Regions from separate parts of the Mus musculus genome. Here regions 1 and 3 are each linked to region 2. Evidence: chromatin loops called from intact Hi-C (ENCODE). Cell type or tissue: left cerebral cortex. All regions are shown on one strand. Links, peaks and the distances in the headings refer to the core of each region. The heading gives the core; the rest is flanking DNA.

The links. Hi-C counts contacts between places; a loop is a spot of excess contacts. Peaks named below come from ENCODE experiments on the same cell type or tissue, not always from the same donor. Only the 100,000 strongest peaks of a DNase experiment are listed, where the experiment ranks them.
Region 1: it touches region 2 in a loop (3-fold over the local background); 3 of 42 quality-filtered maps call a loop at or near these places.
Region 3: it touches region 2 in a loop (4-fold over the local background); 2 of 42 quality-filtered maps call a loop at or near these places.

Annotation. Positions count from the first base shown.
Region 1 is chr12:44,430,504-44,438,038 of GRCm38, forward strand. All of the region lies in intron 2 of Nrcam (neuronal cell adhesion molecule), which reads left to right. Among named protein-coding and RNA genes, the nearest start is that of Nrcam, 110 kb to the left of the region's middle. In left cerebral cortex, for the core only: a CTCF peak has its summit at 3,723 (motif pointing right); no DNase peak of the experiment used is centred there.
Region 2 is chr12:44,324,641-44,332,175 of GRCm38, forward strand. It overlaps Nrcam (neuronal cell adhesion molecule), which reads left to right and starts at 4,245. Exons shown (of 31, transcript NM_176930.4): 1 at 4,245-4,456. In left cerebral cortex, for the core only: CTCF peaks have their summits at 1,540 (motif pointing left), 2,998 (motif pointing right) and 5,375; DNase peaks (open chromatin) are centred at 3,059, 3,259, 3,908, 4,420 and 2 more places; H3K4me3 peaks cover 1,740 bases; H3K27ac peaks cover 2,094 bases.
Region 3 is chr12:44,569,105-44,576,639 of GRCm38, forward strand. Nrcam (neuronal cell adhesion molecule) reads left to right here. Exons shown (of 31, transcript NM_176930.4): 20 at 1,106-1,303; 21 at 1,402-1,472; 22 at 2,411-2,636; 23 at 3,098-3,213; 24 at 4,716-4,920; 25 at 6,772-6,894; 26 at 7,500-7,535. Among named protein-coding and RNA genes, the nearest start is that of Nrcam, 240 kb to the left of the region's middle. In left cerebral cortex, for the core only: a CTCF peak has its summit at 3,754; DNase peaks (open chromatin) are centred at 3,772 and 5,243; H3K27ac peaks cover 448 bases.

The DNA.
Region 1 (7,535 bases), core at 1,867-5,866, 110 kb after region 2:
AGACGCCCTGTCACAAAAAAAGCATCAAATTGGATTAGACAGCCGAGAACCAGCACTTGGCGGGTGGAAGATGCTTAAGGTCCTGCCATGGATTTGCCTGCCTCAGTTATGCAAATGAGTTGATGGGTATTCGACAGCCTTTTAAATATGAGTAATTATGTACAGAAAATAAGGTCAGCAAAACCTTGAACTAGAGAGACAGGGTTTGAATGCAGCAGAGGTCACAGCCCACTAGCAACTCACATAGACCAATACACACGCACAACAAGCCCGGGGTTGCATTTATATGTAAGGTCACTTCAAATAAGAGATGGATGGAGAGTTGTCTCAGAAATAGGGTCTGAAATGGGGATGGGTCATTGACAATGTTCTTGCTATTAAACCCCGTGAAAGATGTGGGCCTTCTGCTCCTGGTGGAAAATAAAAAGTCGAAACAAAGAGTTCAGACAACAAAGGGCAGCTGTGGGCATTTATTGGTGAAATGTAGGTAATGTATCTTATGTGTGAGTTGTGGTCTCCCCCAGGAATGTAATTGGAGATAAATGAAAGTCTGTGAAGTCAGTTTATAGCGACAGCCAGGGTCTGTGCATCAGCTGGAAGGAAGCAGTAAATCTGAAAACATTGAAAAGCATTTTCCACTTCACTCCTCTGGACCTGGCTCAAAAGAGACAAAAGCAGTTGCGGTAGCTTTGAAGACTTCCCCGTGCGATGAGCAGCTAGACCCTGTCCTCATCCAGAGGATGGTAGAGAGATCAAAATAGCCAAGGCTGCTTTCTCCTGAGCATTTTCAAAGAATCTCTTCCTCCTGGGCAGCCAGCCAGCCTCTTGCCTCTGCAGGGAAATTGCAAAGAGAAGAAGCTGGCGGGACGGATGCACAGGACGTGAACCAGCCAGGTGATGAATTGAAGATAAACTCAATTTCCAATTGTTATGAAGGGAAGAAATAGAAAATCTTCTATCTGTGCTGTGAAGAAAAATGCATCGGTGGCAGAAGGGTCTCTTCCTCTGTAAAGCTCATGATCATGGCTTCTTACGTGATGTGCATGGTCAAGATGAATTTGAATACAATGTGGTACTGAAGTCGTAATATCTGTGGCTTGAAAGGTATTCCCACTGACACTAATACTAAGATTATAAACTAACAGATTCTAGCTCTACAATACTCAGGCTCATCAGTAGGTAGAAAGGTAAAGACAGCTATCCTTGAATTTAATGAATAAGTATTCTGTAATTTGTGTAAGTTTTTATACAGAAACATATGCAGGAAAGCAGAGCCATTTATATCAGACGCTCACTGGTGGGATGTACAGATAATAGGTAGCTCCTACATGCAAAGTACAAGAATTGATGTAAGAACTACAGAAATAGATTCTAAGTTAGGAAGAATTAGTTTTCACCTTTCAGTTTTAGGGGTTGGCTGAGAATGGCACAACAAAGAAACAAACAAATAAGCAAACAATGAAATGACAAAACAAGGCAGTGCATGTACAATGATGTAAGAGCTAGAAAATGAGCTGCCAGGTCAGAGAGACCAGACTGTTCCTAATGGGCAGAACCTTCAGTTAAAACTGTTCCTTTAGGCAAATAGACTTGATCCAGATGTTGATGGAAGACAGAGATGTAAGCAAATGAGAAGGAATAGGGATATGTCTGGAAACTGCAACTGTAGGTGGAATTGGGAAGCTGTGTTTGGAGATAGCAAGATAGAGTAGTTTAAGATTCATGGCAATCAACTGATACTTGTACATAGGGTTGGTAGTGTGAGGATTAGGAATTGATTCTATGGACATCAGAAAGATCTTGGCCTTCAGCACACACTCTTGTGCACACCCATCCCCACATTCAGATAACAATTTTAAGTTAACCTGATAAAATGGAGACTGGTCATGGTGAATAAAGTTCTTTGCTATAGTGTTGTTGTCTAAGGGAAGAAAAGATAGGTAAAGAGTGTGCTGACCTAAAACATAAAATCATTCTAACTTAGAGGGGGTTCTGGAACCCCCTGTTGCATGACAATAGCTATGAACTAACGGAACACATACTTTTATACTCCTAGCACTCTGGAGGCAGAGGCAGGGGTGCACTGCCTTTGAGGCTGCCTTCGCCTCAGCATGACCCTTTCTCCAAAAGTAGAAGAAAAACAAATAACAACAAAAAAATACCTATATGTAGCATATCATTTCATTGTACAGGAATGTACTGAGGGAACATGAGTCCAGAAAATGTGTGTGTGTGTGTGAGAGAGAGAGAGAGAGAGAGAGAGAGAGAGAGAGAAAGGGAAGGAGGGAGGGAGGGAAGGAGGAAGGGAGGGAAGGAGGAAGGGAGGGAAGGAGAGATTGTGTTTAATATATAATGAAAAAGAGAGGCACATGAATAGACTTCAGCATGCAAGGCTGTTGGGATCGTTGTTATAGCAACTGAACTGTCTGTCTAGTGGTGATAATGTTGCTCTGGGAACTGGGAATGCATATTCTGTTGGAAATTCCCAGGAAACAGTTTGAACCATATGAAATTGCTAAAGTTCTGTTACCCTTTAATCTACAGAACAGCAACTTTATATGGCTTGAAGTCTGATGTTTATTCTTTAGCGCCCTGTCTCTGCGTTTCTGTCCTCACCCTCTTTTAATTTTCTTGTAGCTTCTGTGGTGCTGTGGGCCAAACCCAGAGCCTTCCTCATATTTAGCAGACAGCACTACCACTAAGTTACCCCAGCTCTCTTCTCCTTTTTTCTGTTGTCATACATAACCTTCCAAGTTTTGCATAGAATTTACATGTAATCATTTTACTTCCTAGATAAATTTCACATATATAATGGTAATCTCAATAGCTGGTATTAAACATATTGAAGTAGGCATGTGTCTTCCTGCCTCAAGATCTGGATTACATATAATTTTTAATGTTCTAATTTATTTTATGTGTATGGGTATTTTGACTATGTGTATGTCTGTACACCATATGTACATGATTGACAGAGGACAGCAGAAGGCATCAGAAGATACCTTGGAATCGGAATTACTTGAATGAATCGGAACTTCATTCATTCATTCATTCATTTATTAATTCTTTCATTCTCGTTACATCCCAATTGCTGCCACTCCTCATGGTTCCCCCCTCACACTGTCCCTCCCCCATAATCCTTCTCTTCTGAGAGGGGGATATCCTCCCCTGGGTCTTTGCCACCCTGCATATCAAGTTTCTGCAGAGCTAGGTGCATCTTCTCCTATTAAGACCAGACAAGGAGGCCCAGTTTGGGGAATGGATTCCACAGATAGGCAACAGCTGTAGGGACTGCCCCTTTTCCAATTGTTGGGCGACCCACATGAAGACTGCACTGCACGTCTATTACATTTCTGCGAGGGGCCTAGGTCCAGCTTATGTATGTTCTTCAGTTGGCCATTTAGTGTCTGGGAGACCCCGAGGGTCCTGGTTCTTTGACTCTGTTGGTCTCCCTGTGGGGAGGAACAATTTTCTTATGAAATCATGTTTATTTGAAAACTACCAGAGCTCCCTCCCCACTTCCCCTGCTTTTTTTTTGAGAAAGGGTCTCACTCATCGAGAACTCATGATGTACACCAAGCTGGCCTCAAACTCACAGAGATCTGCCTGCCTCTCCCTCCCAAGTGTTGGGGGATAAAAGCATGTTTGTCATTGTACCCAGTTTGTTTTAATGTCTGAGTGCTCAATCTGCATACATTACACCCATGTACACCTGCATGCCAGAAGAGGGCATCCCAGTATAGAAGGTTGGGAATTGAACTTAGGGCCACTGGAAGAGCAGACAAGACAATGCTCTTAACTGCTCAGTCATTTCTTTAGCCCCCTTCTCTTCTAAGACAGGGTTTCTTTGTGTGACCCTGGCTGTCCTGGAACTAGCTCTGTAGACCAGGCTGGCCTTAAGATCTGCCTGCTTCTGCCTCCCAAGTGATGGGATTAAAGACGGGTACCACCATAGCCTTCCTGTCTTCAGTTTTTTTTTTAAAGCAGAGGTTTGTAAGTGCTATAAACATGGTAGGGACAGGGAGGTAGGAATGGAGACAAAGCAGAAGGATGTGAAATCAGTAAATGGGAGGATTTGCTTCTCTGTCTGGCCTCAGGTCTCATGTTTGGGTGGTGCAGATGTTTTTTTGGGTTTTTGGGTTTTTTTGTTTTTGTTTTTGTTTTCGAGACAGGGTTTCTCTGTGTAGCGCTGGCTGTCCTGAAACTCACTTTGTAGACCAGGCTGGCCTCGAACTCAGAAATCCGCCTGCCTCTGCCTCCCAAGTGCTGGGATTAAAGGCGTGCGCCACCACTGCCTGGCTGGTGCAGATGTTTAGATAGATCCAATCATTATTCCCTTAAAATGCCTACATATGTGCCAATTCACCTCCAAACCATGTTTCTTTCCAGTCTCTCTTCTTAGGTTGTCTTCAGAACACCTTTCTAGAATTTTGGTAATTTGCATACTGGTAACTCATGAAAGGCAATGGGCAGGATCTGTGGGTTCTTGGGTCTGCAATCTGAATTCACGGAACCAGACGGTTCCTGTGGTATTTCTACCAAGTGACACGACATTGAATGTGTCTCCACTCTGTACATCTGAAGCTCTGAAAAGCAAACCTTTTAATTTCACGAGCATGCAAGAGTGGAGAGCATGTCAGGGAGCAGGAGAGAAACTTTTGTCCAGTCCTTCTCATGACTGCTTATGGACATTATAGCCAACACTCACCCAGACAGCTATGGCCATCTTTCAGAAATTCAGAAGAAACACATTCATCATTCTTACAGTAGGAAAAGTTATGAAACACTGACAAGAGAGATAGTAGATACAACCTGGTAAATAGGGAGTGCAGATGGGTCTCAGTTCATAGAGTGCTGGCCCTCAGTCTGGCAGTGTGGAAGCACAAGGCTTGGGGGACTCCAGGTGGGCAGGGGGGTCAAAAAGACTTCCAAGAGTATCCTGGGGTACATAGTGAGTTTGAGGGCAACCTGGGCTAATGACACCCTGGCTCAAAGGACACCTAATAATAATAATAAGATAGAGCCTAGGAGGGTGGATGAGCTAAGGGTACATCTCCTCTGGTCTGGAAGCGTGCCTGAATGCACGCTCACTCACCCTTCCGCTCCGAACGTCAGGCTTATTTTTTCCCATTAAACATTAGCATGGAATATCTGCTCATGGAGGGGCATGTTTGTGTAGTTTGTGAATATTCACTAATTTATCCCAGAATGACTTTCTGAAGAACTACAGGATTGGGCTCTTTTACAGATGAGGCCCTGCAAATCCTGAGAATGAATGTTCTGTGCAGGCATTATGCACCCCAGGGCTGTACCGTTTGGGTAGACGTTAACCTTTAAATTTTCTGATCACCTCTCTCTTGATAAATGTTTTGCTATGTATTTTATATTAAGTAGAAATGTATACAGAAGGAGCACACCTAACATGTGTTATGGGTCTGGTCATCCCACGTAGAAAGCCAGTTACACACTGTATTGGCTAGTTTTGTGTCAACTTGACACAGCTGGAGTTATCACAGAAAAAGGGGTTTCAGTTGGGGAAATGCCTCCACGAGATCCAGCTGTAAGGCATTTTCTCAATTAGTGATCAAGAGGGGAGGTCCCCTTGTGGGTGGTGCCATCTCTGGGCTGGTAGTCTTGGTTCTATAAGAGAGCAGGCTGAGCAAGCCAGGGGAAGGAAGCCAGTAAAGAACATCCCTCCATGGCCTCTGCATCAGCCCTGACTTCCTTGGTGATGAACAGCAGTATGGAAGTGTAAGTTGAATAAACCCTTTCCTCCCCAACTTGCTTTTTGGTCATGATGTTTGTGCAAGAATAGAAACCCTGACTAAGACACACACTAAACATGGGAAGCCGAAAAACAGAAAGCAGCGTATGTAATTTGCTATCCTAAGGTGCCATTTTCCTTGTCCCCAAATTTGAGTAAGTAGGGGAAGGAGAGCTAATAACCTAATGACTTAAAATGAGATACCCCAAGTCACAATCTTAAACGAGGGACAGCTATTTACTTGGGTTTTGAGATGATTTACTGTGATTCAATTTTTCTAATAATGAGATAACGATAAGATAAAGAATTTATCAGGGGGCTGGTGAGATGGCTCAGCAGGTAAGAGCACTGACAGCCCTTCTGAAGGTCCTGAGTTCAAATTCCAGCAACCACATGGTGGCCTGCAACCACCCATAGTGAGATCTGACGCTTTCTTCTGGTGCGTCTGAAGATAGCTACAGTGTACTCATGTATAATAATAAATAAACCTTTGGCCTGGAGGGAGCAGGACTGAGGGAGTGGGGTTGACCAGAGCAACCAGAGGTCCTAGAAATTCAATTCCCAACAAACACATGAAGGCTCACAACACTCTGTACAGCTACAATATATTCACGTACACTAAATAAATAAATAAATAAATAAATCTTTAAAAAAAAAGTTTATCCAAAGACTCGCCTCATGCACGGTGGGAGAACAGGCCTGCATTAGTTGGATGTTAACCATTCTTGTCATAAAATAGATTAGATGATGGATTTCGAAGAGCCCATTAAACCCACTCGCTTTATTTACACCCCTCCCAAAACAACAACAACAGACCCCAAACTGTTTAGAACAGCTTACTGTGTAACACAGTTGCAAAGGCTTGGTCACAGTGGGAGCCAGAGCTGGAACCAGGCTGGCGAAAGCATTTCGCATTTAATGGGTCGGAAGCTGTAGCGAAGCAGTGTGCTGAAATAATTCTGATTAGGCTCGGTCAGTCAAGCTGCATAATGGAGCTCCCCTCTCCTCCATTCAGCCCTCAGTGTTCAGAGCCCAGCCACAGCTTAAAGTGCCATTCCTACTGCTCCTCACACCACTCTTGCCAGCCTCTCAAGTTGGCGTATGAGGCTATTCTTACCTGTGAGAATAGCTAGCTAGGAAAGGAAACGGCTGTGTTCAGATGTTCGTAGAAAAACATGGGCAACTACTGTTTTCCAATGGAAATGTTCATTTAAAGCTTTTCACTGACTATGTAGGGATGACTGAAAAATACCAAGGTGGGTAATGACTATAAACAATCCTCTCCCCGACATTCTTTTGGTGTCCATGGTGTGAGCTACGGCAGCAGCCAGGCAGCTAGTTATTTTCTGTTCTCTCAGTTGATACAGCTAATAACACGTGCACAGAGCAGCAGATGTAAAAGCAAGAGGAAAGAACGTTAATACTTTTCTCCTCTATTCATTTTATCCTTTAGAAGAATTAAAAATGAGAAGTGATTTTCTATTTGCAAGTTTCTGTTGGCACAATCTCAAGCTAATTAGGACGTAGAAAGTGGAGAACCAGATGTGCAGGGAGAGGGAGCAGGCTGGAGCCTGATGTCTCTACTCGGTTGGCTTTGGAGGTCCGGTGGCCCTGACTTGGGTTGTCTCGGACAAAATGCTCTGAAGGAGGTGGGGTTACAGGTTGATTGTGCTTCTGGGAAGTAGGGTGTTAGTCTAAGAAGATCTCAAGAAACACTGAAAAGTGTTTCAAAGAAATATAGTCGTCTGTTGTTCACAGCAGTTACTGAATAATG
Region 2 (7,535 bases), core at 1,481-5,480:
GTCTAACTGTATGTTGAAAATGGCTAAGATAATACATTTTATGATGTATGTTAAAACAACTTGAGTTAAACTTTAAATCAAGGCTTAAAAGAAAGTACAGACAGAAACATAACAATGTATATTCATCCAAGACCCCCTTTCTTCTTAAAATGCAGCAAGACAGCCAGAGATTAGAAATCTGCTGAATCACTCTTAGACTTCAGTATTGTATACAGGAGTATTTTCTTTTCTTTTCCATGGCAACCTGACCTTCATTGTACCTGTCATCTGTGCCCCTGAAGCCAGCAGTGAAGGGTGCACATCAAGAGTACCTTTCAGTATGTCTACTTTCCCTGAGAGGCAGTTTCCTGTTCGAGATGACCCTATCTTCAATGGAAGGCTGCACATTGACCTTGGGTAGTCTGAAATCTACTCACCTGAACTCCTGTACATTCCTGTAGATAGAAACCTTGGGAAGAGATGGAGCATGCTTAGTACTGTTGAAAATGTCCTTTCCATCTTGGTTCCCTGGGTTGGGTGTTGGGGAATATTGAGCCAAAAATGAAGATAATGGTGACTCACAGGCTCCTAGAGAAGAAATTCACATATGGCAGTCACTATGGGTTAGACTTTCCTTCCTCTTGCTTACATATCACCTCCTTCAGATAGATGTCAGGGTACTCTGTTGCTAAGCAGCAGGCAAGAAATGGGTTTCAGATTTCTAGCTTCATCTGTCATGTGCCCAAATGACATCCAACTATCACACAGAAGTTTGTAGTTGGGTAGCAGATGGCAAGAGAGAAGGGCAACTAGTGTTATGCATCTGTGGAAACTTTATACTGTTCACTAGTAATGTGATGTACCTGGCCCCAATTAGTTACATATTATATACATGCAGCTGTATACCCCACTATTATCCATAGAGAGTAATCACCACCCACTAGGAATCTCTAAGATCTGGGCCAGCTGAGATCATGGCTGGCAGTCAAAGGGAGAAAGCTACATCTGGGTGGGGCACTGACGATGGCTTCTCTTGTCTGTGGGAGGTAAGTATAACTAGGTGTGGAGGTGGGCACTGCTGAGGCAGACAAGTCACACAAGTTATCTTCAGACAAGTCATCTAACCTCACAATTGCTGCTCCTTAGGGCACTATTTTGTACCTAGTGACTGACAGTTGATCATTTAGTGAAAACGGCCACACTGAAATGCTCTTAAACATCTTTATGATGATTTAGCAGCTTGGCAGCAGCAACATTTCTCAGCCAGTATCTGTGGATCCAGAACCAACCATTGCTTCACTGAGTCCTATGGTTCAGGACCTTCTATGAGGTTGCAACCAAAGACTAGGCTTGCACTAGAAGCATCTCAGAGTTAGACTGGGACAACTGTATTCACTGGGCAGACCGAAACAGTTTATCTGCGGTCTGGCTTTTGGACCAGTGACCTCAGTTTTTCACAATCTGTTAGCCAGAGGCTTCCCTTAAGAAGGGCATTCAAATCCCAGCAACCACATGGTGGCTCACAACCATCCGTAACAAGATCTGACTCCCTCTTCTGGTGTGTCTGAAGAAGGGCATCTGTCTTGATAGGTCATCTCTTATGTGGCAACTGGTGTCTCTAAACTCAAGGAACCAAAATCAGGACATTTTTGTAACCTAAAATCAGGAGTGACAACCCACTGCTGTGGCAAATTCTTTTCCTTAGAAGCACATCACTGGGAGCAGCTGTATGCACTATTACTGCACTTACTACTTTGAGTAAACATTCCTAAACCCCTATGATAAAGCTCTGGTGCTTGATGCTGTTGGGAGGTGGTGGGACATTGTAGAATGGAACCTAGTGAGAGGGCTTTAGGTCATTAGGTGTGTGCCTTTGAAGGAAATTGTGCACCTATCTTCTCCCTCTCTGTTTTGCTTCCTGGCTTATGGTGAGGGGGTTTGCCACAACACATTCTCCTGCCATGATGTGCTGACACATCAAAAGCAATGAGACCAACTGGCCATGGGCTATAGCCTTTGAAACCAAGGCCTTTGTAACTGAATAACAAAAACACTCTTTAAATTGACTGATTATCTTTAGCACTTGTTGTAGTCATTGTTGTAATTTTGTCTAGTTCTTAGTATTTGTTATAGTGATTGGCATAACACTCAGTGGAGAGGGAGGGACCACACATTTGTATTAATATACCAGGCAATCAATAAAGATCATGTTTTAGATGGAGCTGCCCATCATAACTGTATTTTTGACAATATTGGATTATAATGTCCTTTCAAATAGGTAACATGTGAAAATTACTATTATCAATATATCTCTACCTAATCTGAAGATAATGATGACACAGGTAGATACCATTCTTGTAGAAGATTACTTAATGATGTTAACATACTTTTTTGTTGTTGTTGTTTTTGTTTTTGTTTTTTTTTGAGACAGGGTTTCTCTGTGTAGCGCTGGCTGTCCTGGAACTCACTTTGTAGACCAGGCTGGCCTCGAACTCAGAAATCCGCCTGCCTTTGCCTCCCAAGTGCTGGGATTAAAGGCATGGGCCACCAGGCCCAGCTAACATACTTTTTTTTTTTTTTAAGTGCTTTTATCTTTCTGATCTGGAGTTTACCAACCTTTCACTTGAGTTCCGCTAGGAGGGTGGTGGTGGTTAAAAAAAAAAAAAAGTTACAATTTATAATTAAAAAAAAAAAAAAAGACAGCTAAAACCAAGTTTCTGTGTTTACGTAGTCTAAACTTCTGATTCCACAGGGTTAGAGCAGGTGGAGAGAGTGGGGCACATGCTGGTGGGTAGACTGATCATTACTAGCGTAGCTAGGCACATGCTTGGTTTCAGAAAATTTGAGGTCAAGTTGTCGGGTAGTCTCCCTGAGAGGCCTGCAGTATGGATATGGATTAAGAAACTTGGTTGAGAAAATCAGGCAAAGGGAGAAAAAGAGAGAGGGGAGGGGGAGATAGGACTGAAAAACAGAGGAACGTCTAAAGCCTGTTCACCCCAGGTACCACTGGAGGGCTCCATGGCTCTCTACGGAGGTGCTCCTCACGGGAAGAGACATTCTGTGCTCTGTCCTTGACACAGCATGGCACAGTGGTTAAGACTATGGGTTTCGGGATCAAGTGTGAATCGTAGTACTCTTTGAAGCTTTGAAGTACTTTCTTTTATGAAGGGGATCCTGTATGTTTGGGCAGTAGGAGAAAGAAGAGACACTGTGCACATGAGTGAATGTGGGTTGAAGCTTAAGTTCAAAGTAAAGTCACAGCAGGGCAGAGGAGCTATCAAGACTCTGAAGCATGGCCCGGGCCAGATCTGTTTTTATTCATGAGTGCCAATCTAACACCTATTCTGGAGGCTGAAGGTAGAGGCTGAAGAGAGCTTCCAAAAGTAAATGGTCCAGCTGGGTAATACCAGGCTGACTGTACCCGGGCCTGCAGAAGGAAGTAGGCCCAGGTAAGAGGCTATGTGCCTTGGACACCATCATGCTGGAAGGGGTGAGGGTCCTGAAGAATCTGAATTGTGTAGTATGCAGTGGGTTTACTCAAATTCTACATATTCTTTTAAAAAATTCTACACACTTTTGCATTGAAAAAACAAACAAACAAACAAACACAAAACTTGTATAATACTCTGCAATCTGAAAAGCTTATGTCAACTACTCCAGAAACCCAATCCCTACTGAAAGTAGCATCCGCTTACACGCTAAAGGGACCCTTCCTCAAGTGTATTTGAAAATGACAGTTGTAAAACTATAAACCAGTACCCAACCCATGCCAAGTAGAGTTTGCAAAAGCACGAAATACTTTAGAGGAATAGAAGAGAGGCGGAAGGATTGGAGGTGAGAGGAGGGCGGGAGGGAATGTGTGATCCGGATCCATCCATCACACTCACACGGAAATCTAAACCAAGGAGAGTGGCATTTAAAACACTGGTTTTCTGGAACATCTTCTGTAGACACATCCCAGTCACCCATTCCCCTGAACACTCAAGTCCTGAGTTCCTGGCCCTACAGCCACCACCTCACCCGGTGCGTGGTGGCAGAGGTCCGGAGTAGCGCGACCTCTCAGGTGAGAGGCCACCCAGTCCTCAAGGCGCTCAAGGCCGGAGCCCATTCGCTGCAGCCTAAGCTGTGGGTGGGTGGGAGGGGGTTAGGCCGGAGGGGAGGGGGCGGGCGACGCCCGGTGAGTGCGGGGGAGGGGGACGCGGGGACGCTAAGAGAGTCGGGAGGGGCCTGAGCGCGACGCTGGGTATCGCCGGGAGCGGAGGGCGGGAGCGGCGAGGACGCGCGCTTCGCCTGGGTCGCTGGCGGACGCGCGCCGGAGTCCGAGCCTGAGACGCGCGGGCGCGAGGGACCGTGCAGAAACGGAGACTGGGGCAGCTGGAGGCGACAGCTTCGGAAGCTTCGGAAACACGCACGACAGCTGGGCTCCGGGGTCTTAGGCAGTAGCGCCCCGGCAGGGAGGTGGGCGCGGCACGAAAACGTGAGTAGCCCTGGGTGTGTCTGGCGGTTGCATTAGTGACATTCTGTCCTGGTGGGTGGACGCGGCTGGAGCAGAACAAGGAGCCCGAGGCTGCCGCGTTGTCACTCAGACACTGGCGCCCCGGCTCAACCCGAGCTCTTGTGGGAGTCTGGCAGCACTTGCAGCTTGGGAGAAAGAGGTCGGCGACTTCGTTTTCTCTTGCAAGCCCTTGACATAGTCGGGGCGCTGGTTGGAAAAAGGAGACGCACGCCCTGGGAGGACGCGGCTTCGACCCCCGCAGCTCGGGTACCACGGGCGAGAGCCCACCAGCTCCTTGGGTCCCGGGTTAACTTCAGCCTCTCTGGAAGCCCTGACTAGAGGTCTGCCTGTGGACAGACCGGCATTACACAGCTTTCTGGGCTGGGACGCAGTGGATGCAGTGTCACAAGACAGGGTCGCCCGGCGGCGAAGCGCGACTGAGTCCCGCTGGTCGCGCTGCAGCGTGCGCGCGTTCGTGTCCCCACGGACACATCTGGGCGTGGGCTTTGTTCAGATGTGCTCACACCTGGGCGAATCGCCGTGAGCGGGCGGGGGGCGGGGGAGGGGAATCGGCGATGCTGACTGCCCACCTCGGCTTTCTCAGCCCTGGCGAGGACTCAGGGAATCAGAGGGGAACAGGATAGACACCAGGGATGGTGCGCTGGGGACACTTGCTTTGTTGGCTTCCAGGTGAGGGCCGTGACAGTTCCCCCACCACACACAGCCTCTGTGGACAGGGGCTTCTCAGGGCTGGTGTACCGGGTTTGGGACAGACTGGGAAGAGCCTCTGCCCTGAGCAGGCTCTCAGGGTGGGATCTGACTACAGCTTCGCCCGGGAGTACTGTGGTGAGCCTGGAGTGACTGCCCGCGTTAGAGCATCATCTAGCTGCGAGCGCCATCTGTGCCCGGCACCGCCCCGGGCCCTCCAGGCAGCGCGGGTGGGCGCTGCGGCTCTCTGGTTCCCGGGGTGTGTGGATCCGGCTACTCTCGGTTCACATCTGCCACGGCACAGAACAGGGACCGGATTTCACAGTAGGCAGAGCTAGGGAGTCATTCTCTGAGAAGTGTTCTCTGGATAGCAGGTGCAGCACGAGTTCCCTGAGTCCACCGGGCTGGTAGGCAGGTCATTTCTTTCCCTTTGCTCCGGGCTACCTCTTCACATCCCTGATGCTGGCTGGAGGTCCCTGTGCGTCTGCAAGCACAGAGAAGAGTCGCCATGAGCAAGAGTCCCTCTCCTACCTCACCATCTTCACCCATAGCTCCAGCACCATGGTAAACTGAGAGGGAAAAAGTCCAGAGAGGGAAATGTTCTTCTCCTTCTCTGTTCTTGGATGGTTGATTAAAAAGAAGTGTGGTTTTGAAGCACAGGGTCCTTCCTTGCTGAAGCTCTAGCAGGAAGCCGTGGAGCAGAGTATAATGGGGTAGGCAGCCTTGTTTCCGCACGCACCAGGAGCTCCCCCTGGGGTTGTTGTGGGGAGGAACACAGTGACCCCTGAATACAAAACCTGCTTGAATTGGGCTGCTTCTGAAACGGCCTATGCTAACCACCCATTCCCTGCTGTGAGGCCTTTCAGAAGTGCTAAAACAATGGAGACAGGCGAACTCTTTCTACATTAATGATATGGTAGTCAACTTATTGGGAAACTCCAGGTGTGCAGGAACTATGCACACACAACATCTCATGTCAATTCTTATAACAACTCCATTTCAAAATTAAGAGAGTAGCTTAGACAGGTCAAGTAACTTTCACAAGACCACATACGTAGCTAGGGAGCAGCGGAGCTTTCCCATCAAAGACTTTGAAAGTGTGGTCTTCTTGAGACTTCTCATGAATTTAGAGGAAGCCCAAATCCTGAGTATTCAACGCCAAAATATTATTCCATTGAATACAAATACAAAGCTATTTAATTCGGAGGTGTGCAGACTTTTTTTGGTAACAGGCAATGCTGAGGTTCAGATGACAGTATTATGGAATAACTTTTTACTCCAATAATTCTTTTATGGGCTTTTATATCTCCACTGATGTGTGTGTGTGTGTGTGTGTGTGTGTGTGTGTGTGTGTGTATTCACAATCTGGTCCATTGCTGTCACTAACTTGTTCTCAGTGACCAGAGGTCCCGGCAATTACACGGGGATATTGCTAGCACTTCATTTGTCATTGTTATTGTTATTTGTTTGTTTGTTTGTTTGTTTTTGAGAGAGACTTACATCAGATACCCCTTGCTGGTTTGGAACTTGCTACATAGACTAGGATAGGTTTGCCTCCCAAATTCGAGGACTAAAGATGTGCATTATCATATCCAGCTTTCAGTGTAATTTTAAAGAAACATTTCTTAAAACAAGGCAAAGTGTGTGTGTGTGTGTGTGTGTGTGTGTGTTTGTGTGTGTGTGTGTGTGTGTGTGTTTATACTCTGGCCCATATACACATCTCAGAGGATGAATTTTCAGGAAGTGGTTCTCTCCACAATATTTTGAAGCACTGTTTTGTGCAGACCGATCCTCAGTCTCCCAGCTCACTGCAAAGGTACTGGGATTTGGGCACTGCATTAAGTTTTTGGCAGGATGTGTAGGGATCGCCGCATCGGCTTGCACTGAAGGAGCATCCACTTGCTCACTCATCTCCCCAGCCCCAAGGCAAACATTTATATTTAACTAAAAGCTTCCAACCCTGAGCAGCTTTTGTAGACTGTTTGGACTACGGGAGAGTTATTACCCAAATTCTACACCGAGTTTAGAGAGTCTTAGCAGAGAAATCTAAGAAGGCTTTCAGCAGCCTAAGTATGTGGCAATGTGTGATACTTTTACCAAGCCATTCCACATTACTATAGAAAATAAGAATTAGAAGAAAAGCAACATTGACCATCTTTGGCAGAGCTATTAGGATGATCATAATTGACCGATCCACTGAAAAATGCATCCACTTTGCTTTTATAACCCTGACTTGGGGAAGTAGCTAAATGTTCCACCTTAGTGTGAATATAGTGTTATAATAGACCTTGGACAACTTTGCACTTAACAGTTTGACTTTCAAAAGCAGTGCAGCAGGTGCCAGAGGACTGGC
Region 3 (7,535 bases), core at 1,867-5,866, 240 kb after region 2:
GCATCTTTATTAAGACAATTCCCTATAGGCTTGCCTACAGCAGGGCTTCATGGAGGCCTTTTCTCAACTGAGGCTCCTTTCTTTCTGATGACACTAGCTGTGTCAAGTTCACATAGAAATACCCAGCATAGACACAGGAGATGAATCTCAAAATAAATATTTAATCCGCTGCTTCTTATGGTGATAATGTCCAGTCTAAATATTGGGAAACTGACCTTTTCCGACCCACAGTTTGTAACAGAGCTGCTTATAGACAATAGGTCCTCATCTTAGCATAGGTGCTTTTCTTCCCATTGCTCTTTGCCATGAAAGGACACATTCCAAAGTGTCAACTCCTCTCTTTGATGACATCAGTGGAGCAGAAAAAAAATCAGATGAGAGATCAAAGCATTTGAATAAAAAACCATGTATTAACTCAGGATATGATGGGCTTCAAAGCTTGATGCAGAGTATTCCACAGTGTGTGTGGATCCTATTTGGCTATATATGCCTCACTGGTAGGCATGTAGCTTGTCATTAGGTTGCTTCAACTGAAACTCATGCAGCAATGTGGATTCTTTTGCATGTGTCTTTACAACTCATGGGTGATCACATTTGTGCAAAATCAATTGCTTGAAGTACCATTCCTCAAAGACTGTGTATGTTAAAAACTTTTAGGTAGTCCCGATTGTCCTGCATACAAGTGTATCAATTTACACGTCCCAGGAGGTCTGAGAATGTGTCACACTCAACAAAAGATGTTAAATATTTGATTGCTGTCAATCTTCCTAGTGAAAAACTGCTTCGTAGCTGTATTCACGGTAGTTACTTCTTTATGACAACAATTGAACATTGTTTCATATATTTAAAATTCCCATTAGAATATGTGGATTAGGTCTATCTAAGCAGTTTTAACTAAGCTGAGCTCAGCATGATAGGAGAAAATGCCAAATATTTCATGAACTTCAGTATTGAACTCAGAATGTCCTAACAGGATATTTTTTTTCTTGTAAAAATCACTCTTGTCTGGCTACTCTTACTTGCTACAAGGTATTTCTGGCAATGTGTCTCTATGTTGACTGAATTCATTGTGTTGGGTTTGTGTTGTGTGTGCTGTTGTGGCCAGAATTCATCATTGAGTATGAAGATGCAATGCATGATGCAGGGCTGTGGCGCCACCAGGCTGAAGTTTCTGGAACACAGACCACAGCCCAACTGAAGCTGTCTCCCTATGTGAACTACTCCTTCCGTGTCATGGCAGAGAACAGCATTGGGAGAAGTATGCCGAGCGAGGCATCCGAGCAGTATCTTACAAAAGCCGCAGGTAAGGCTGGAATGAATGGAGTCGACATGAAATGGGAGGGGTTTCCATGCCTTCTGGAGAGCTGAAGCTTGCTCATGTGGGACTGCTTCATTTTTTAGAACCAGATCAGAATCCCATGGCTGTGGAAGGACTAGGGACAGAGCCGGACAACTTGGTGATTACATGGAAGGTGAGCCATGAAGCCTTCCGTTTGCCTCCACCTTTTTTATACTGAGCAGAAAAGGTTGCTTTTGAATAACACCTGCGTTCGTATTCCTTTTGACCCAATTTGGGAAAAAAAAACTTACCTGTATTTAGAAGGGAACTTTGTATAGTAATTAAATAGTTCTATTTCGGTGACCAAAATGGACAGGTGAGAGTCCCAGCTTTGGAATTTGTTGCCAAGTATCTGTCAGTCATCTGTATGATGGGAATAGGAACACAGCTGCTTAAGACTGAAGGAACTAATGTATGTGAAATGCTTAGCATTATGCCTCACACGAATATATGCTGAAAAATGCTAGCTCGCCATTATTATCATCAGAAAGACCATTTGGAATATATGTATCAAGCTATTCCCAGTAGCCAAATTGTTATTACAATCATTCTTACTTACATTATCTGTGGTTTAGATCTGAAAAGTTAGGAACTAAAAATTGAAATTTTATTTGCATAATGATAAAACTTTAGATCTATGCATACACATACATGCTATATGCATATTTATATTCACATATGATAGAGTAGACAGACCCAAATCTTTAACAGAAAAATAGATTGTAAGTTTCCATCTCTCGGTGGACAATGATGAGCTATGACACAAACAGGGATATATAAAGTAAATCTAGATAGCTAAAATGTTTTAAGAGTCACCCACACTTACGACGGAGCCAGTCTTTGAAGGTTTGTGTGTTATTTACTACTTTAGAATTGTGATTTGCAACCTTTGATGCAGAGAATCCGACTCTGGATCTCATCACAATTGAGAGAAGGGAAGAGGTCCCTGGAGACGTGGGCATTTAAGAGCTTAGATTTTAGTGTTTCAGCATTCTCTTACTTGAATCTAGGAACTGGACTTGCTATTCCTGTAAAAGGCTGTACAGTCATTCTGTTTGGCTTTTCTCATAGCCCCTGAATGGTTTTCAATCGAATGGGCCTGGCCTCCAGTACAAAGTGAGCTGGCGCCAGAAAGATGGTGACGATGAGTGGACGTCTGTGGTTGTGGCCAATGTATCCAAATACATTGTTTCTGGCACACCAACCTTTGTCCCATACCTGATAAAAGTTCAAGCTCTGAATGATGTGGGGTTTGCACCAGAGCCAGCTGCAGTCATGGGGCATTCTGGAGAAGACCGTAAGTGTCCCCTGCCTATTCCATTCTACTCTTGTCTAGATGGACAGAGCTCCCAAGGTATAAACTGAGGCTAGTTCCAGAGGTACTCAAGTTAGCAAGCAAGAGGTAATAATCATTTTGCTTATTTCTCTGCATTTGTACAGCCTACTATGTGAAAAATAGCGACTCAGTGCCAGGGAAATAGCTTGGTGGCAGAGCACTTTCCTACCACCTGAGGTTCTGGATTCCAAATCCAGAGCTTGAGGGTGGGGGTGGAGGGAAGTGAAAGTTTGCAGTATCAAAGTTGCTTTCATAAAACCAGATGAATGAATAATGAAGTGCCAAAAGGACAAGACTCTCTGATATAGTGTAGAATGTGCTTCAAGCCAAAGTTATTGAATGTTGTGACATTTATTTTTTGCATGAAATAGAAAAATAACAACTATTTGAATCACCTCCATCCTTTCTCGTCCTCTTCCTAGTTCCAATGGTGGCTCCTGGAAATGTTCGCGTCAGCGTGGTGAACAGTACGCTGGCAGAGGTGCACTGGGACCCAGTTCCTCCCAAGAGTGTCCGAGGACACTTACAAGGCTACCGGGTAGGTGAAGGGAAACACTTTGTGTTCTTTACTTAGTAGCAGGGCCATGGTGAGGACCACTCGCCACATATAGCATTTTAGGTTGAAATGATGTGGTTTGTCCGTGTTTGCATTTAGGACTTCACAAGATTATTTTCTCACTGCTCCCAGTCACACCCAAAGAACCCAGCTACAATTGACTTGAATTCTCACTTTAAAAAAAAAACAACGTGATAAAACGATGTTTCCTCTGTATTTCACAGGTTTCCCACCTTTTTAGAACCTTCTGATGACTGGACAGTATATGTGAAATAAGGCAGACAGATTTTTTTTAAGAATTAAAATGTAACCATTTGCACCTAGTTTAACAATAATGAGAACACTAATAAATCAGATTATACTTTAAGACTCTATAGTACATAACTGAGTCATCCTTATGATCATTAATTATATTTATTTAAAAAAACCCACAGAAACATTATTTGCTAGAGATATTTTTATTCATATAGCCAAAAAAACCCCACGATCACTTACATCACTACTTCGGTTTGACACTGACCCCTAGAGGATTCTTTATGTACTGCACTGTACTCCCTTTTTTTCCCCCCAATAGTGACCAGACTCTGCATATGCTAATTTATCTTGGAAAACTGCCTTTAAATTCCTAAGAAACCGTCAAGAAAATGTAATATACAAAAAAAACTCACATTTTGACCAAAGTTAGGCAACACCTTTTTATCTTTCTAAAATCTGTGCCTAAAATGTAAAAGTACTTTTGATGAGATGGTAGTGTGACTTAATAAACTAACCTGAGACCTGCAGTACAGGGTCATTATAGCTTTGGAAGAATCCCTCACTAGCCCATGAGCTCAGTGATACTACAAAAAGAGTAATAATAAAAGCCTCCCTAGGGTGAGGATTCAATTAACCCAACAAGAACATATAAACAATGGGCAGCAAAATTTATACAAGTAAAATTCTGGAATATTTATTATGGTTATTTTTTTTATTCTGGAAATAAGAGAACCAAGTGAATCGCATTCTCTTTCACTCATTTCTTTTATCGTCCTCCAACACAATAAGAAAGCACAGCTTTATTGTGTGGACCTAAGTTTTGTTATTTTCTGTGGGCTTCTGTCTCACTTGCTAAGAACCAGTATCCATTAGTTTTACTAATATTCATGTAAAACGCACCAAGATATTTATCTGAAAATCAGCATTTCAACTTAAAAAAGCGTTATGTGTGCTCACACCCTTTGTGCACTCCTACAAGTCCATAGGATGAGTGAGAAGGGAGAGGCCCGACCACAGTGAATGTGTAGAGGCAAGAGAGCAGCTTTGTGGAGTTGGTTATCTCTTCCTCCTTTTACGTGAGTTCCAGAATCTAACAGGTTTGGCTAATGGCTTTCATAGCAAGGGCCATTACCGGCTGGGTCCCCTTGCTACCCCCAGTGTTCTGGTTTTAGTAAGCATGGTTATATTGACATCCTGTGCGTCTCTGACTTTGGTTCTTGCCACTTCAGATTTACTACTGGAAGACCCAGAGCTCCTCTAAAAGAAACAGGCGCCACATTGAGAAGAAGATCCTCACCTTCCAGGGCACCAAGACTCACGGCATGCTGCCAGGGCTGCAGCCATACAGTCACTATGCCCTCAACGTCCGAGTGGTCAACGGGAAAGGGGAGGGCCCAGCCAGCACGGACAGAGGCTTCCATACACCGGAGGGAGGTAAGGAATGGGTGCATCCCTGGGATCAAGGAGCGTGTGGAACATCCTGAAAGGGTTTGCACTACAGCAGGCCCTCCATGGAGAGAATCCTCTAGAAGCAAACTGCATGATTAGAAATGATCACAGCACACACGAAAACTGGAGAAATGTCACCCACACATGACTGGAAGCCACACATAAAACTTCAGAGTGCAGAAAGCTGTCTCCAGATAACCTTTTCCCCCTTAAAAATTTCCTTTTCACTTAGGGTATCTGAAACATTGCTAATGTAGTGTGGGAGTCACCAGCTTTCTGAGCCAAGTCACATTCCGTATCTTCTTTAAGTGTCAATAGCTCCCTCTGGAAAGTGTGAGCGATGGGAGGAAGAAGTAAGAAAATACCCACAAAGGAAGATATTTCAGTCAGTTGGAACTGACTCACATGCCTTCATGATTTTTTGTATCGTATAAAGTTGTACTGATTTAGAATGCTCCAAGTCTTACATCAGGTGTGATAGAGTCTGCAATCCCACCCAGCACTTAAGATGCTGAGGCAGAAGGATTCTTTCCACTGTAATCTCTCATCAGTAAGATACCCTTTAGATAGCTCAAGGGGCCATAGAAGAGATAAATGGGATTAAGGACTGAAAGCGGGGAGGAGAATAGTTTGTCTGAAGCCACAAAGCTATTAAAAAAGCATCCTTCTACCAAATGCAAGTTGTTTAGCCAGGATGAGAAAAGAAATATGGCAATGGGAGAGGACCCACATCATGCATGATCTTGGATGCTATGGATACTAACTTGTGGGGCAGAAGCTCTTAGTCTGCAGGCTGTGGTGGTCCCTTCAGGATCTGCTGAGACATTTAAAGAATATCACGAACCTTCTGCAACAACACAATCATGCAACAGGTCAACATCTTTTAAAAGAAAAGAGACCTATGATCTTTGGAAGTTAAGAACCAATTAGGTTAAAGTTTAGAAGCCTGTGACAGACATGATTGAAGGCCCTGACGAAGACAGGAGGAAGACAAAAGCAGAAGGGTGAAGGAATGTATAAGGATGAGAAAAGTGTTCGTTGCCAAGACGTAGCATCCCAGGAGATGGGAAAAACACAAACTCCGAATTGATTGTCTGGTTTCCAGCTAGAGTGAAGGAGCAATGGTGGTGGTGTTAATTGGTTTCTAGGGAATATGGCAGAAAGGCAGCATCCTGATGGAGATCAGCACCAAGCCTCTTAAAGATGGAAATGGAAGACTAGACCCACTTCCTCTGATAATTTGCCAGCCTCTGTCCGGGAGACCTGAAGCCCTTGAGCCTCCTGCACCCTGGGGTAGGGGTGAGCCAACATATGGGGCTCTTGGCTTTCAGTTTCAGATCCTGAGAAGCTGTGAGCTCTTGGGATAGGCACAGCTCAGGCTTTGGGCAACCCAAAGCCCATCAGGGACTTTGTGGAGACTGGGACTATGTGGAGACACTTGGTTTGTTGGGGAGCCTGGGTAGGAGGACAGTATTTAGTGTGTCAGAACACAGTTGCTCCCTCTGAAAGGCCTGCTTAGGATGGCCTCCTTTAGTAACCCATTTGCCTTTATAAATTGTGTTAAGTGCTGCCTGCTTTAAAATAGTTTGAGTCCCTATAAAGGCAGTCTATGTATTTTGAAAAGATGATTTTAGTGAATTAAAATGGAAGTGGTATTAAAGAAAAGATAAGAGAAGAAAGGAAATAAATTTCTGCTACATATTTGTGATAATGTACTTTTTAGCTGAAGCAAAAACTAAGCTGAAAATCAAACTTCAGATCAATTGTGTAAATAGAAGTGTGTTTACTTTGAAATGTTTTTTTAAAAATGTGTTGACTGTTTGTTCTTATTAAAAGTCCCTAGTGCTCCCTCATCTTTGAAAATTGTTAATCCCACACTGGACTCCCTCACTTTGGAATGGGACCCCCCAAGCCACCCAAATGGCATCCTGACTGAGTACATCTTACAATATCAGCCAAGTAAGTCACCTCGATAAGGAAATGTTGGATTTTCAGCAAGCTCCTGTTGTAAAATGCAAGCTGGTTCTTTCAAAATATTTATATGCACCTTCTAGTAATATTCCAGAAAGAACTTCAGAGCACGCCTGTTATGAAAAACTAATGCATATGTTATTGAAAATTAAGGTATATTTAGGGTAATGTAGGTTGTTAAGTGTAGTCCTGAAAGGAGGGGTGTCCTATCATTAGGCTAGGAGACTATTATTTAGCAACAAAAATTAAAGACGAAGTTTCTTGGCCACAGGATACCAAGAGACATGTTTGGAGTTATTAACATTATCAAACTCCATCAGCAAAGACAAAATGAAAACTGCTATTGTAATTTAACTGTAAAATTTCCCTAGTGTGGAAGCCAATAGGGAAAAATATTTCACTTGTTTATATTATACTATAGGTTACATTTTACTACTTAAATGGTAATTGGTATATTAACCAATGCACAAGAAGAATTGTAAAACACTTGTATGGTGGGGAGGACAATTTTGGTTGAAGAAATGATTTACAATAATATTCCTATGACAGCTAATTAATGGGTAATGTGCTTGTTTGTCATTTCTCATTGACAGTTAACAGCACACATGAGCTAGGCCCTCTGGTAGATT